Regions from separate parts of the Mus musculus genome. Here regions 2 and 3 are each linked to region 1. The links are chromatin loops, found by intact Hi-C in ENCODE. Cell type or tissue: heart. All regions are shown on one strand. Each heading gives the region's core, and the rest is flanking DNA. Links, peaks and the distances in the headings are about the cores only. Region 1 holds the start of 4930517G24Rik (RIKEN cDNA 4930517G24 gene). Region 2 holds the start of Cyb5b (cytochrome b5 type B). Region 3 has its middle 38 kb from the start of Nfat5.

The links. Hi-C counts contacts between places; a loop is a spot of excess contacts. Peaks named below come from ENCODE experiments on the same cell type or tissue, not always from the same donor. Only the 100,000 strongest peaks of a DNase experiment are listed, where the experiment ranks them.
Region 2: a loop joins it to region 1, with 3 times the contacts of the local background. A loop is called at or near these places in 2 of 42 quality-filtered maps.
Region 3: a loop joins it to region 1, with 2.3 times the contacts of the local background. A loop is called at or near these places in 7 of 42 quality-filtered maps.

The regions. Positions count from the first base shown.
Region 1 is chr8:107,202,606-107,208,245 of GRCm38, forward strand. It overlaps 4930517G24Rik (RIKEN cDNA 4930517G24 gene), which reads left to right and starts at 2,725. Exons shown (of 3, transcript NR_166499.1): 1 at 2,725-2,984. In heart, for the core only: a CTCF peak has its summit at 3,121; DNase peaks (open chromatin) are centred at 2,706, 3,246, 3,736 and 4,336; H3K27ac peaks cover 1,727 bases.
Region 2 is chr8:107,147,914-107,153,553 of GRCm38, forward strand. Cyb5b (cytochrome b5 type B) reads left to right here and starts at 2,748. Exons shown (of 5, transcript NM_025558.5): 1 at 2,748-2,960. The coding sequence starts at 2,799. In heart, for the core only: no CTCF peak of the experiment used is centred there; a DNase peak (open chromatin) is centred at 2,678; H3K4me3 peaks cover 1,842 bases; H3K27ac peaks cover 1,844 bases.
Region 3 is chr8:107,252,311-107,257,950 of GRCm38, forward strand. No RefSeq gene overlaps it. Among named protein-coding and RNA genes, the nearest start is that of Nfat5, 38 kb to the right of the region's middle. In heart, for the core only: no CTCF peak of the experiment used is centred there; DNase peaks (open chromatin) are centred at 2,241 and 2,921; H3K27ac peaks cover 1,206 bases.

The DNA.
Region 1 (5,640 bases), core at 438-5,437:
GAAATAGGCAAGTGTTATCCAGCTGTGATTATTCAAAGAGCACTGGCTGTGATCTACGGATGTTTCCTGTGCCCTTCCCTGACACGAGTTTCCCTCTTGCTGCCAGAGACAACCAATATCCTGGGTTTTTTTTTTTTTCCCCTTAGAATCATTTTAATAGTTTTTCCACCTACACATATAACCTTAAGCCACATGATTCTGTTTCCTTTGTTTTGGAAGTTAACGTGAATGAAATCACCCCTTACGTATTCTTTTGGGATTTGGTTCTTTCAACACTACGTGAGGTCCCCCTGGGCTCTTCCGAATAGCGACAGTTCGTTTAGTTTTCTTTGCTGGACAGTCCACAAGGTATTTATGCAATCTATGTTCAATGAACAGTGGATTGTTTCCAATTTTTAAACCAGCAATGGTACTGTGAACATTTTCTTTTTTTCTTTTCTTTCTTTTTTTAAAGGCTTATTTATTTTATGTTTATGAATACACTATTTGTATTCATAAATACACTATAGCTGTCTTCAGACACACCAGAAAAGGGCATCAGATCCCATTACAGATGGTTGTGAGCTACCATGTGGTTGCTGGGAATTGAACTCAGGACCTCTGGAAGAGCAGTCAGTGCTTCGTAACCACTGAGCCATCTCCCCAGCCCTACTATGAGTGTTTTCCTTTGTGTAGTCTGATCAGCTGATGTGTATCTAAAGGCAGATCTGCAGTTGTCAAGATGTCCTTTGTTCCATGCCCTGATCTGTATGGGTACTGCACCATGCAGATGTCAATACCTGTGGCCACATGGGAAAGAACACACTATGTATGATGTGGGAAACACAGAAACCTAAAATACAGGGTTCTTCCTGAAAACAATGACCAAAGAGAGATCATGTGACCCAGCAATTTCCCCTCCTCCGTATGTGCCGTGAGTACTGAGAACATGTTCAGCAAGGCCTAGTGTCATATATTTGTAACTCCACTGCTCAGGAGGCTGAGGCAGGAGGATCATGAATTAGAGGCTAGCCTAGAGTATATGGCAAGATTCTGACTCAAAATAACAGTGTGGGGTGGGTGCGAGGAGGCTGGAGAGATGGTTCAGCACTTTAAAGCTCTTATAGAGAACCCAGGTTCAATTTCCAGCGTCTACATGCGGGCTTACAACTATATGGAGCTCAAGCATGATCATGGTACACATACACACATGCAGGCAAAAACCTCATACACATAGAATAAAAAAAAATAAAGAAGAAAATAGATGTTCATATAAAGTATATAAAATACCCACCGTAGCCTTTTCAAGTATCCAGAGATGAAATGCAGTGTGTGTACACGTGTGCATGTACGTGCACACATGGACATGTGCATGATGGAAAACTATTCAGCAGTAAGAATTAAGGAGTTACTGATACATGGATGAGTTTTGAAAGCATGACATTAAATGAAAGAAAAACCAGACACCAAAAAAATCACATACAATATGATCCGACTTATGTGACATGTCCAGAATAGTCAAGTTCAGACACAGATTGGGACAAATTGGACTTGACAGGGATGGAAGGGTCATGTTGCTAGGGACTGCTTGTGAATATAGGGGGATGAAGGCTTCAGTTAGTGGTCATGGCTGTTTAAGTATAGCAAAGGCCCTACACTGTAGGGCCTTTTTTTTTTTTTTTGGCTTTTCGAGACAGGGTTTCTCTGTATATCCCTGGCTGTCCTGGAACTCACTCTGTAGACCAGGCTGGCCTCGAACTCAGAAATCCACCTGCCTCTGCCTCCCAAGTGCTGGGATTAAAGGTGTGTGCCACCATGCCCAGCTCCTACAGTGTATTCTTAAAAGGGTGAATTTTATGATATATGAATAGAAGCACAACACTTTATTTTTAGACAGTGTCTGTCTATGTGGCCCTGCCTGTCTTAGAACTCATTTTCTAGACCAGGCTGGCCTTGAACTCACAGAGAGCTGCTTGCCTCTGTCTCCTGAGTGCTGGGGTTAAAGTTGTCTACCACCATGCCGGGATAGCATTCTCCTTTTCAAAGCTATTTTAATTTTGTGTATGTTGTCTGTGTGCTGGTATGCCCACATGTGTGGGTGCCTGAGGAGGCTAGAAGAGAGTGTTGGGTCTCCTGGTGCTGGAGTTACAAAAAGCCGTCTCAATAGGTGAGCCATCACATCTCTCCGGGCTCAACCATCCTTCTCTGTCGTTCATGCTTCGAGACTGGGATATAGCTCAGTGACAACAGGAGCTTACCTGGGATGCTCAGGACCCTGGATTCAACTCCCCTGCAAGTACTGCACTAAAGTAAAAAAAAAAAAAAAAATCACCTATTCAAAGCAGGGTGTGGAGTACCTAAGACAGGCCAGCCCGGAATTGGTCCTGGAAAGCAACAACTGGATCGCCCCAAGGGCAGTTTAATGATGGTACCAAGTGCAGAGTGTAGGGAGGGTCTAGGGAAAATTTGTCTCAAGTCATAATGAAGCAGTTCAGGGTCGGTGGAGGGGCAGCCAATACTATCCTGATCTGAAAAGGGGTGTAGGGGCAAGGTGTGAGCGATCTCCAGGAAGAACTGTGGAGGAGGGCTTCCAAAGGGGGCTTCCACATTGAGCAAGCTCCCTACTGCATCCTGTCCTCCGCTCAGCCTCTCCTCTGTGTGGACACCCATCAGGGCACCCACCTGTCAGCCAGTGGGACAGGGGCTTAGGCAATGGGGGCCTTCAGTGCACAGTGCGCATGCGTGAGTCTGACATCTACAGAGGCAGTTGGCATTGGCCCCATTCAAGCACTCCCCGAGGTCTACAGTGGAGAAGAGAAGGCTGCCAAGCCCCTGTGAAGAAGAAAGAGACTGTGTATCGTCCCAGCCCCTCGTGACTTCACACTGGGTGTGAAGACAGAATAGGATCCTGAAAGAGGCCGACTTTAACGAAAGGAATGAGTGTGTGCACTTTTGGACATGGCGTCTAGATGTCCTTCCAATTAAGCGGTGCACAGTAAGTTGGGGTGAGTCCTGGTGATGAAGGTGCCCTTCATGACCATGGGGAAGCTTGGAAATGGATACTAAGCACCCCTGGGGGTGTATTAATGCAAGTACAGAAGGACAACTCCACGCTGAGGGACACCCCTCTGGGGCTCAAAGCCTAGGGTTGAGCCGGAGAGTCTGATAATGGGCAGACACCCAAGGCCTGCTCTTGGAAGCCAGGATGTGTGTGGACTGCGCCCTCCCCGGAGGTTACCCCGAGTGCTGGCGCAGCTCTCTGGCTCAACCGCCCGAGCACTCACGGGGCTCCTTCCAGCCTTTATTGGGACATCTGCCACCTCCCAGGTCCTCCTCTTCCAAAGCCAAGAAGGGTCAGAGGAAGGGAGTGTCCCTGTATACCAACGTAGCAGAGCAGCTTCTGAAAGCTGAGGGGGGCCCCCAGGGAGAAAACATGGCCGTGCCAATTTTGAAAGGTCCCCAAACGACTTCTAAAAGCACCAAGGCCCATGAGTAAGACTGCGGTGCTGGATGGAACGCGGGGGCAGGAATGCTGCCCAGATCCCTGGCAGGAGCTGCGGGAAGAAAGCAGGCCAGGGCGCTGCCTCTGCAGCAGACGCATTGTCCCCCCTGTTCTGTGGGCTCTTGGGTATCTCTGTCCAGGCAAAGCCCGAGCCCACCCGTGGGCAGCTTCTAGCCTGCAAGGCTCAGCACCCTGCAGGATTCTCTTCCACACAGGTCCCTCACCTCTGGCTCCACGCCCAGCCAGTTGCCCACAGACTGGAAAACAAAGGAACACTGCCTTCCCTGGAGACCTGTGCTTAAGGGATGGAAGGGATGGGCCTTGGGCAGGCTGGGCGGATACTCTGTTGATTTTTTTTTTTTTTTTCCGAGTGCAGAGACTATGACAGCCAATTCCTGTTGGAAGTAGCTTTGTTTTCTTTGGATGGTGGAACACTTTTCCTTTCTCGTGACTGTGGCAGTTTTGGGTCATGTTTAGGATGGTGACTAGTTAGCCTAATTATGTGCCTTCCACAACCACGTTCTTAACCTTTTGGGGCACAGATGTTATTACAACCTTGATTGAGAAGAGGGGTCACCTCTTCTCTCTCCCCTCTGCGCCTCAATCGGAGCATTTAACTCCTAGTGGGTTAGGACTCTTTGTAGAGGCCAGGAGTGCGTAGCTCAACAGGTTCAAGGCCCTGAATTCTGTCCCAGTTTGGGGACAAAAATGAGAAACTGTTGGGTTAAGGAAAATAAGGAAAGGCCCTTCCTGTCCCCCTATATTCTACCCTAGATTTCCTTCAGTCTGGTTTTTAAGATTCCTAGCACTGGTTGGGTCAGTGCGCCCTGCTTGGCTCCTGTCTGAATCAGTCCATGTGTCTAGGCACGTTTCTAGCTAAGGCTGCCTCTGGGTGAAGGCTCCAGGACCGCACCACGCCTCTCTTTCAGGCATCAGGCTATTCCAGAGGGATTTGTAAGCTCTTTGTCTTATCTCTGTCTCTCTATTACACAGAAGCCGGGCAACCAGAGTCTCTGTAGCTTCAAGGAGAGGTGGCCCTATTTCCAAGGAGCAGGTTCTAGGGAGACAGGCGTTGTCTGGTTTTGTTAAATTCCAGCAGAAAGTCACTTTGCCAAAAATGCCAAAAATAAAAAGGACTGTCTAGACACTCACATATTAGACACTCTAATATGAACAGAGACTTTGACCTTGACGTCATCAGGTTTTGCTTCCATGGCAAGATGAAGGGGTAGGTCAATTAACAGACAGGGCTGTGTACCTGCTGTGCACCAGGCTGTGTTCTTGGCACCTGGAGGCATGTGGTGATGAGACAGACACCCAAACACTGGTAATTGTAGAAAGTAGAAAATACAAAGATGAAAGTAATGTAGTGTGGAATGACCAGGGTTGCCGTGGTAGGGACGTGATGAGAAAGGTCTCTGAGAATTCACAACTGGGACAGAGACCTGCTTTCCGGCTCACTTACCTGCCCGCTCTCCACCTCACTTTCTGTAGCCAGTTAAAGGTCGGCTGTGAAAGAAATGCAACATAACATTCTAGGAATAGACAACTTACAATGTTTGCATTGGGTATTATTCTGAGGAACATGAAAAAAATGTCACACAATGCCAGCTCATGGCCCATGCTCCCACACAGTGTGCCCATGCTGTGTGGCTGTGCCACCTACCTGCTGATCCCTTGGCAGCCATTCTGAGGGAGCCCACCGTTCTGCAGCTTTGATCACAGTATACTGTGACATTTGTTCGATCTTATTAATGGTTATTATCAGTCTCTTTGTAAATTATTCCTATGGAGAGATAGGAAAAACACACATAGGATTTGGTGCTGTCTGATGCTTTAGACTCCCTCTGCGGATCTTGCAACCTATCCCCCATTGGTGAGCCGAGGCTACAGTATTCAAAAGATAGTAGCCACTTGGAGGACTTCAGGCTGAGGGGACAGCTATTGCGAAGGCTCTGAGACTTGAATGGTTGACCTGCTTAAGGAACAGAGAAACAGTAGACTTGGACAGAGTGAGGAATGGGAAGACGGGAGATGGCACACATCCTATAGGATCACATCCTATATAAGCCTTTCAAGGAAGTGGAAGTTGGGTTTTTATTACACTGTGACAGAGGAGCATAGAGAGGAGGATGCTGCTGGCATTCTTAGAGCTGGTA
Region 2 (5,640 bases), core at 448-5,447, 55 kb before region 1:
GTCACTTGTTCTGACGTCCCTTTCAGGCTGTTCACTTATCAAGTATGTTTTCCCTGCTTTTGACCGTAATCTCTAGAAATTAAATTACATACGCACACACATGTACATGCACATTCACATGTATACACACAGAGGCGGGGCCACACGTAGTGTGTGCCTGTTTATGAGTCTATCTTTTTATTTCTTTTGGAGGAGAACTGGTTTCTTTGGATTTTTTTTCCTTTGTTTTGAGCCCAACAACAACAACAACAACAACAACAACACACACACACACACACACATTAGGGGCCAGAGAAATGGCTCAGCTTATAAAAATGCTAAAGCTTGATGCTTTGAGTTTGATCTTTGGATTTTACATGGTAGAAGGAGAGAACTGACCACTACAGGTTCTCCTCTGACCTCTATAGGGACCCCTCCCCACCCCCATAAGCAAGTCAATGTACTTTTTTTTTAATTAGGTATTTTCCTCATTTACATTTTCAATGCTATCCCAAAGGTCCCCCATACCCCCCCAATCCCCTACCCACCCACTCCCCCTTTTTGGCCCTGGCATTCCCATGTACTGGGGCATATAAAGTTTGCAAGTCCAATGGGCCTCTCTTTGCAGTGATGGCCGACTAGGCCATCTTTTGATACATATGCAGCTAAAGACAAGAGCTCCCGGGTACTGGTTAGTTCATATTGTTGTTCCACCTATAGGGTTGCAGTTCCCTTTAGCTCCTTGGGTACTTTCTCTAGCTCCTCCATTAGGGGCCGTAAATGTACTTTTTAAAGGTGGAGCTGATGCAGATTTTCCATAAGCCCTAAATTCAACCACGTATAACTTTCTGGATTTTTTTTTTGGAAATCTTACTGCCTCACAAATTTTATAATAGGGTCTGTGGGAGAATGGCGATACAAGAAGCAAGCTCTTTGCTCTGTGTTTCATTTTCACTGTTTTGTAGGGATATGCAGTTTACAAATCTGTGTGCTCACTCCTACATGCACAAGGAAGCTGGAGGAGTGGTCACGTGTCTTCATCTGTCATTCCTCTTCAGGTTCCCTGAAAGAAAGTCTCTCCCTGAACTTGGGGCTTGCTGTTTTCAGCTCTACCAGATGGCCAGCAAGCTCTCAGGAGCTGCCTTCCTCCACCACCACCCCAGAACTAGAATTACAGGCATAGGAAGGCCTGCCGGGCTTTTACTGCCGAGGGAGGGAATGGTTAAGTCGTCACTTTTGCTCAGCAAGTGCTCTGAGTCTCTACTGTGGTGCCTTTCCCCTGTGCTGGCTGGTTTTGTGTGTCAATTTGATGCAGGCTGGAGTTATCACAGAGAAAGGAGCTTCAGTTGGGGAAATGCCTCCATGAGATCCGGCTGTAAGGCATTTTCTCAATTAGTGATCAAGTGGAGAGGGCCCATTGTGGGTGGTGCCATCCCTGGGCTGGTAGTTGTGGTTCTATAAAAGTGCAGGCTGAGCAAGCCAGGGGAAGCAAGCCTATAAAGAACATCCCTCCATGGCCTCTGCATCAGCTCCTGCTTCCTAACCTGCTTGAGTTCCAGTCCTGACTTCCTTGGTGATGAACAGCAATGTGGAAGTGTAAGCTGAATAAACCCTTTCCTCCCCAACTTGCTTCATGGTCATGATGTTTGTGCATAGAATAGAAACCCTGACTAAGACAATGGCTTATAACCTGCAAGCATAATAAACCTTCTACTTCTCCAGCTGGTTTTGGTCAGTATTTATGAGAGCCATCAGAGCAAACTACAGTACATAGTTTGTGTAATTAGGAACTTAGGTTATGGAAAGTAGACATGGTGGTGTCCTTTTAAGCCAGCACATGGGAGGCAGAGGCCTCTGAGTTCCAGGACAACCAGGCTTACATACTGATACATTTCTAAACAAACAAACAAACAATAAAATATTAGTGAAAGAGGTTGCAAATAGTTTACAGAGTCATGAGTGCTAGGTTGTGAAGTAACACCGTGAAACATTTTAGGATGATCAGCCTCTTAGTTTTCACCGCAATTAAAGAGAAAGGCTCGCAACCTTGCACATTAACTTAGAATTCCAAATTACCTAGACTTTTAGCAAGGGTCATTTGAAGTAAATCCTATTTTAGGCCATTTAGAAACTAAAACAGTGTAGATGAGCCCTGATCACTGAAGAATTCAGTTAGAGATTGTTTTGTCAGTAGTGGAAGAAACTTAGGACATCTACCCTTGCCCCAACTGCTGTCCTAAGGCCTTGTACCTAAGAGCCATGGAGTCCAACGCCACTTGTGATTTACACAGTGGATTGCTGGGCTCACGCCTCTCTTAGCACACTCTCTTTAACACACATCCCAAACCTCTGGGCAAGGAAGGTAGAGGTCACCACACCCATTTTAATTGTTGAGCCTTTTGGAGCCTAAAGGGAACCAGTCTGGGGGACAGCAAAGCTTGTAACCCCGGGGGCTGCAATTCTGGATGGGAAGATCAAGGGAAAATGCGGGTCCGTTCATTCGGGGACCCAGGGTGGCAGGAAGGGAAAAGAGACGCTGGAAACCGGCTCTTTTCTTTTAGGGCCGGGCCTGCCCATGGGCCGAGCAGAGAGAATGCTCTCCTGTGGTGACACTTGTCACCCGGCCACGTTTAGGCGCTGGTCCAAAATCACGATATCTGATTGGCAAGGTTGGAGGGGCTGGTCGACGCCGATTGGCCAGTCGGACGTCGGACCAGGTTTACCCGGTTACGGAAGCCGAGGAGGACCCAGCGCGGGCCGGCAAGTCAAGGAAGTTAGCGGTGGAAGCCCAGATAGCGGCGGAGAGGGCTTCGGATCCCATGGCGACCCCGGAGGCCAGCGGCAGTGGCGAGAAGGTCGAGGGCTCCGAGCCCTCCGTCACCTACTACCGGCTGGAGGAGGTGGCGAAGCGAAACTCGGCGGAAGAGACGTGGATGGTGATCCACGGGCGAGTCTACGATATCACCCGCTTCCTCAGCGAGGTGCGGGCCGGGGAGGCGGGAGGCCTCCGCGCGCTGCCGGGGTGGGGGTGGGGAGAGGCCACGCGTGGCTGTCCGGCGCCCGGAAGGAACCGTGACCCTCGGAGGGGCTGCAGTCTCAGCCTCGACTGACAACGTGCGTTTCTCAATGCATGGAGCACTTGCAGGATGCTAGATCACACGCCAGGCCATCAACCCGTTTCCCATAAAGAGAAACTGAGGCTCACGGAGGCCGGGAGCTCTCAAGGGCACACACTTAACGACCTAATCGAGCCCAGTTCAGAACTGCTCCTTTCCAGGAAGTATGCCTTAGAAAGCAGTGCTTTGGGGGGCTTTTATTTTCTAGAGGAGAAGGCAGTTTTTTTAAAAAGTAAAAACAATTAAATTTTGTATGTGGGGGGGGTGGGGGTGGGGGTGGGGGCATCTGCATCTGCGTTTGGTGCCAGAGGTCAGAACCCCAGGAGCTGGATAAGAGGAGGTTGTGAGCCTCCTGATGTGGGTGTTGGGTACTGGATCTTCCGAGAAAACAGAACATGTGCACATGTGCTCTTATCCAGTGAGCTGAGATTCCTCCCACCCCTGTTCCTGGTTAGGCAGTAGAGTGTGTGGGGTGTGTGTGTGTGTGTGTGTGTGTCCGTGGAACTTTTATGTAGAGCAGGCTGGCTTCGAACTCAGGGATCCTTCTGCCTCTGCCTTCTGAACGCTGGGGTTAAATGTGTGGGCCACCAACACCTGGCTTTCAACCCTTTTGTTAGTGCTTCAAATCAAATCTTATTACTCAAGATCTCTTTGAGACTGTTGGGCCACAGATAATTTTCCTCTTTGTGACAGGGCGTTTTTCAGCTTATTACATAGTCTCTGTAGACCTTGAACTTCTAATCTTCCTGTATATGCCTTTCTAGGGATCAGATCGCTCATGCTTATTAGGCAAACACTGTCAACTATATTACACCTCTAGCTGGGGTTTGACAAGTGTATTTGACCATGTAGTCACTACAGTAAGGAAAAAGAACATTTCACCCCACTAAGATGTTACTCTCTTGTTCCTTTGCTGACTGTCAATCTTTTTTTTTTTTTTTTTCCAAGACAGGGTTTCTCTGTGTAGCCCTGGCTGTCCTGGAACTCACTCTGTAGACCAGGCTGGCCTCAAACTCAGAAATTTGCCTGCCTCTGCCTCCCAAGTGCTGGGATTAAAGGCGCCACCACTGCCCAGCCTAAAGATTCTTTTTTTTTTTTTAAAGATTTATGCATTTATTTATTATGTGTAAGTACACTGTAGCTGTTTTCAGACGCACCAGAAGAGAGCATCTGATGTGAGCTACCATGTGGTTGCTGGGATTTGAACTCAGAACCTTTGGAAGAACAGTCAGTGTTCTTAACCACTGAGCCATTTCTCCAGTTCTTGTTTTCTCTCTCTCTCTCTCTCTCTCTCTCTCTCTCTCTCTCTCTCTCTCTCTTTTTTTTTTTTTTTTTTTTTGGTTTATCGAGACAGGGTTTCTCTGTGTAGCCCTGGCTGTCCTGGAACTCACTCTGTAGACCAGGCTGGCCTCGAACTCAGAAATCCGCCTGCCTCTGCCTCCCGAGTGCTGGGATTAAAGGCGTGTGCCACCACGCCCGGCTTTTTCCTCCTTTTAAAACAATGTTTTTTTGGCTTGAACCCAGGGCCTTAGATGAGTACAGGGCAAACACTGAACCAAACCCCTTATGCCCCCAGCCTAGCTGTTTGCTGTATCAATTGTTATTTTGAGATAGGATCTTATATAACCTAGAATTCCTGGTTCTTCTTCCTCTACCTCCCAAGCACTAGAATTATGGCTGTGTAATGTCAATCTTGGGCCAACATTTTGTTGTTGTTTGTTTGTTTGTTTGTTTGACACAGGGCCTTTCTACACAGCCCTGGCTGTCCTGGAACTCACGATGTAGACCAGACTGGCCTCGAACTCACAGAGATCTGCCTGCCTCTGCCGCTTGAGTGCTGAGATTAAAGGTGGCCCAGCTTCATTTTTAAATAACTGGTTGAGAGCAACATAGATAGACGTAACTATTATATTAATATGGATACCAGAAACAGTTTCTGTGACATTCTGATCATATATAATTGTCTGATGAGTGATGGAGCCTAGCTTAGAAGATTCCTTGATTTCTTTTGCCCATATCTTATTACTTCAAAATACTAGTCTTAACACTTGTTTTCTGGTATTTGTCTTTTAATACATTTACTGTTAAAGCATAGTATATAGACAGTCCATGTCCCAGAATTTCTTGATTGATTGAGCATAGATAGTGGGTTCGGAAGGACCCAGATAAGGGGACATTGCCAGCCTATTTCACCATGTTCTGATAAAGCTAGAGATATCTTCTAGGCAAGGCTTTCCTTAAACTTGAGATACAGATCTTTATCTGTGGTTAGCTATTTCTTTTATTATTGTCCTTATTGTTTAGACATGGTCTTACCTGTTGTCTAGGCCACCTCTTTGGTGCCCAGTCTGGCCCTGCATTTGTGGCAATCCTCCAGTGTCACCTTCCTCAGTGCTGAGAGGACACACTTGAACCACCACGCCGAGCTTGCAGCTGCCTGTTCCAAGTTAACTTGTTCCATTGTCTTTCACCCCGTCCAAGCTTACTCATCCATCTGCTTACTCGAATATCAAATCACTGCTTGGTACCAGCTACTGTTTTAGGT
Region 3 (5,640 bases), core at 322-5,321, 50 kb after region 1:
AGCCATCCTATGCTCATGTGTTCAAACAACCCCCAGATGTGACTCCATTGCTCAGAAGTCATCCCACCGGCAGAAGAGTCCTTGCTGGCAATCAATCCATGTATGCTCTGAGTATAGGGTCTTCCTTTCTCAGCTCCCCAAGGACGTAGGGTTTGCACTAAGTAAATGTGCCGTTCGTCCACATTTAAAGGACATCATCTGCCTAGTTTGGTAGCACCCACAATCCTATCACTTGGGAGGCCGGAGCAGGAGGATTACAATGAGTTAGGGGTCAGCATGGGATATAGAGAAAGAGTCTTAGCTCAAAACAAAAAGCCAAGTTTTGGGCTGGGATGTAGCTCAGTTGGCAGGGTGCTTTCCTAGCATGTATATGAAGACCTGGGTGCTAAGCCCAGCACAGCATCAAACCAGGTGTGGTACATACCCAGAGCCTCGCTCTTCCAAAGTAGAGCCAGACAGTCATCCTTGGCTGTATATCAAGGTTGAGATCAGCCTGGGATACATAAGACGCCATTAAAAAGAAAGGGAGGCTGAAGAGATGGCTCAGCAGTTAAGAGCACTTGTTCTTTCAGAGGACCCGAGTGTGGTTCTCGTCACACACAGCATGACTCAAAACCATGCTTAACTCCAGTTCTTGGGGGATCTGATATTTCTATGGACACCAGGTACACATGTAATGCATATACAAACCAATTGTGTTTGTGTGTGTGTGTATATGTATATGTATGAAAAAAATAAATAAACCTAAAATTAAATAAATAAATTTTTAAAAGAATCAAATATATATATATATATAATTTTTTTGAGACCAGGTCTTTCTATGTAGTTCAGGCTAACCTCGAATTAATGATCTTCCTCAACCTTTCAAGTGCTGGGATTACAGATATGCATAGCCATCCTAGTTTGATTTCTATTACTGTGATAAAACATTGACTGAAAGCAGCTTGGGCGGGAAGGGTTTATTTCATCTTACAGCTAACGGCACAACAGGGCAGAAAGCCAAGGCAGGACTTCCTGCTACAGGTAGGAACTGACGCAGAGGCCACGGGAGAGCACTGTTTCCTGGCTTATTCCCTACAGCTTGGTTTTTGTTTTCTTTAGACAGGGTTTCTCTAGCTGGCCTAGAAATCACTACATAGGCTGGGCTGACCTCGAACTTGCAGAGTTCATCTGGCTCTGCCTCCCTAAATGTGGGGACTAAAGATTCACACACTGAGTTCCAGGCTAGTCAGGGCTAGAAGTGAGACTCAAACACACACACACACACACACACACACACACACACACACACACACATCCCAAAGGAAAAGGAAAACACAGAAACTAAAGATGTTTTTATTTAAAAATATATATATACTAAGCCAGGCGTGGTGGCGCACACCTTTAATCCCAGCACTTGAGAGGCAGAGGCAGAGGCAGGCAGATTTCTGAGTTCGAGGACAGCCTGGTCTACAGAGTGAGTTCCAGGACAGCCAGGGCTATACAGAGAAACCCTGTCTCGAAAAAACAAAAAACAAAACAAAACAAAAAACCCCAAACAAACAAAATACTTATAGATGCCTTTGTACTGGAGTTTTTAACAACAGGAGTTTATAGCAGCATTTTAGCCTTTACAAAGTACCCCAGAGCTTTGATTTTTAAAAGAGATGCGGTAGAGGCTGGATATGTGGCATTGCAGTTAAGAGAGCTTTGCTCCTCTTATAGAGGACTGGAGTTTGCTTCTCAGAATCTACACTGGGCAGCACACGACCACCTGTAGCTGCCGCACCACATGGTCTGACAGGCTGTTCTGGCCTCCACAGCTACCCACGTTCATATGCACCTGCTCTTACACAGACACGTTTAAAACATAAAGTAAAATAAAAAAGTAAATTCAAAAGAAAAGAATTGTGGTGGGTACGTGTGTGTGTGTAATCACACACACACACACACACACACACACACATACACACACAAACTTAAAACATACCTACGAGTGGAGACTAGAGGTAGGGTAGGAATTGGATATGAAAAAAACTTGGAAGGAGCTATTTTTCAGTTAGTGCATGTGTGTGTAACGTATGTCACTTTTGATTCATATGACTGTATGATGTATAAAACATTGTATTACCAAAAGAACAAGCATGCTTAAAATGAAAGGGGGGTGTTTAATCCCTAGGCGAGACTCTGGGGTGGTGGCATCTGTGAGGGGGTGGCATTCTTAGGGCAGCCACACCAAGTAAGCATCTGCTTACTCCGTCCTGGCTCCACCCACCTTAGCTGATAAACTGAAAGCAAGTCTGGGCTCCCAGGGAAAAGGCCAAGAGTGGCTTGCAGCCTGGTTCTAGAGGGGGCAGAAGTAAGACACTCTTTCTCCCCTGTTTGTTTCTCAATGGCAGAAATTCCTTTTAATCTCTCACGCTACAACAGGGAAGAACTTTACCTGCAGGTCCTTCCTCAGGGAGATAAGATAGACCTAAATTCACAGGTTAGTGTAAATGTCTGTCAGAGTCTAATACATGCCAGGCAAATGCTCTGCCGATTGAACTACACCCCTAGCCCCAGATATAAGGCTCTTAGAGGCTCTATCTCAAAAACACATTTTGTGAGAGATCAAGAAGCCTAGAAGAAGACCCTGGACAGATGAATATAAGGTGACGAAGCATGGCAGACAGTCTGTTTCTTAGTATTCTAGTCTGGGCCAGACCTAGATGAGAGAGCTCCAGGAAACAGAAACCAGGAGAGTCCAGCTGCGTCTGAGGCTAGGCCTGAGTTTAAGTGTCAGCTGCTTCTTTGCTGTGAGCTCTGGTCTGAGTGTTTAGCCTCTGGGAGTCTGTTTTTCCCCCTTTGTGAAATGGGATTGCTGATAAACCCTATGACTCATGGGAGCAGAGAGGAGAGCATCCGGATAGTCGAAGGTGGCGCCGCGGAGAGTGAACTTTACACGGCCAGCCCCCAGGAGTCTTCCTCTACAAGGTGTGCAGGGGCCACCACAAGGCCACGCATGTGGTTCAGAGGAGAAAGGTGACGGAGAGGAGCAGCCATATGGAACAATACCAAGAATGAAAACAGGGTGGTGGGTCTGACTCACACGGTGACTCACTTCCTTGCCCAGGGATGCTCTGAGCCAGGGCTGCTTCTCCCAGGTTCGCTCTCTGGGGAGAAGATATCCCTGCCCTACAGGGAGAGGGAATCAGGGCATCACCCTGTACCCTCCATGTTCAGTTTCAAAGGAGAGCTCAATCAGTTGAAACCTTCAAATTTGAATTCAGAAAATAAATAGACTAAGATCCAGTCTTTAGAAGAAAGGACAGCTTTTGATGGGGGGGGGGCAGTTACAGGGACCTTGGAACTCTTTTGTCCTCTTCTGGATTATCACATGGATATCTGTACCCCACAGGACAGTGGGAAGGCACAGAAGAGTGTCAAGAAACTGAAAAACTCACCCATAATTCTGTTATCCAGACTCAATCATAGGATTTGCCTTAGTATTTTTCCACTTAATTTTTTTTCACTCACATTTCATCTCAGCCAAGTTTATATTGTCTGTATAAATACTATGCAACAGATGTGAACTTGGAAAGTAGAGACAGGATTGGGGAGTGGATTGGAACTTCAAGGTCATCCTTAGATATATAGTGAGTTCAGGGCTAGGCTGGGCTATAGGACACCTTGTATTTTTTTTTTTAAAGGATGAACAAAGCAACAGTTGTGAGCCACACATGTAATTAAAAGTGCTTCACAGTAAGCTCGTGGTTAAAGAAAACGCCAACTAGACAGTCAGGGCACACAAGCCAGTCTCAGTTCTTCAGAGGCAGAGTCAGGCAGATCTGTGAGTTCAAGGTCAACCTGGTCTACACATTGAGTTTCAGGCTAGCCAGAGTTACATGGTGAGACCTTGTCTCAAAAGAAAACAAAAAGAAGAAAGCAAAGAAAAAGAAACACATGCACTTAGTATTTTGTGTAGAGCAATATATCCCAATTTTTTCACCGTATTACAATCAATCAATATAAAATGTTCAGTGATATACTTCCTTGTTTGTATATCTTAGGTAGAAGAAATGTCAGATGCTCAATAGCAACACGGGCTGGTGGTACCCTGGCAGATGGTACAAGTCATTTCATGTTTTCTATCTCCCTTTAGTTCTTGCTTGAGTTAAAGCCTAGGTATGTGTCATAAAATGCCCTTTGGGAAAGATAGCTTTCAGGAGCTACAGTGGCATCCAATGTGATTGTGAGCGCCTCTGATTCCATCCCTGGGGAAGTGGGGACAGGAGAGACTGGATGCAGGAGGTCAAGGTTATCCTTAGCTCCAGAGTGAGATCTAGGCCAGTGTGGGCTACATGAGACCTTGCTACCCCTGCCACCCCACCCCCACAAAGCTCTACAGAAACGTGCATAATCTGTCTGACTTCAAAGGCAATGTAGTTGGCTTCTGTTGGGTGTTTTCTGTGTGTTTCCCTGCTCAAGGATATGTGCTGGCTACTTCGTGTAATATTGAACAAAAATTGGATATACATAATGCACACTTCTTCATAACCCCTCTTTTCATTTCATGGTGCATTGTGAATGAAAAAAAAAAAACACCAGTAAAAATGTATAAGTCAAACTTGAGCCTTTAGAGCAGTGGCTCTCAAACTTCCTGATGCCTCCATCCTAATACTGCTCCTCACGGTGTGGTGACCCCGTGCCCGCCCCCCCATAAAATTATCCTCATTACTACTTCATATCAATAATTTTGCTGCTGTTCTAAATCATAAAGCAAATATCTGTGTTTTCTGGTGGTTTTAGGCAACCCCAAAGGGGTTGTGACCCACAGGTTGAGGGTCACCACTGCTCTACAGGGAGCCAATTGTATTCAAACACCTCTCTCAGGGACAGAGTGTAATCTTGCCATTCCCTGTTCCTCAGATGTAGAAGCCGAAGCTCTAGGTTAAGGAGAAAGACTTTGAATTCTTGGGCTAGGGATGTAGTTCAGCTGGTAGGCTAGTGTGCACGAAGCCCTGGCTTCCATTGCTAGCACTGCATAAAGCCAGGCGTGGAGAGGTGTGCCTATAACCCCAGCCCCCGAGGTAGAAACAGAAGATCAAGGTTGCTCTGGCTACACATCGAGTACAAGGCCAGCCTGGGATACACGAGACCCTGTCTGAAATGGGGGAGAAAAATTAATTCTTGCAAAGTTGGGACTCAATCCAGATCTGATTTTAGCCTCTAAGGTTTTCATTTTTACCATATGGTCTCCTTCTGTAGGGAGGCAGGGAGAGGAGCCAAGAAATGCCAAGAAAACACTCTACAAATTAACTTCTGCAGTAGGAGACTCAGGAAATTGGGACTTGCTCCATAATTTTGCCTAACAACCTCCACAATCACACAGGTGAAGCTTTTCGCTCTGTAGCCACGTGGCTCCTGGGCCACAGTTCTTCTCTTCTGATAAATATTTTCCTTGATAGGTTGCTTCTCTCAGACTTCCAAGAAAGAGTCCCTAAGAAATCATCAGGACCAGCACACCTAGTATTGAAGCCAGATAGCCTTCCTCCCTCACTCCCCCCTCCCTCCCCCCTCCCTATTCTCTTCTTCCTCCTTCTCCCTCTCCCTCTCCCTCTCCCTCTCCCTCCCCCTCCCCCTCCCCCTCCCCCTCCCCCTCCCCCTCTCCCTCTCCCT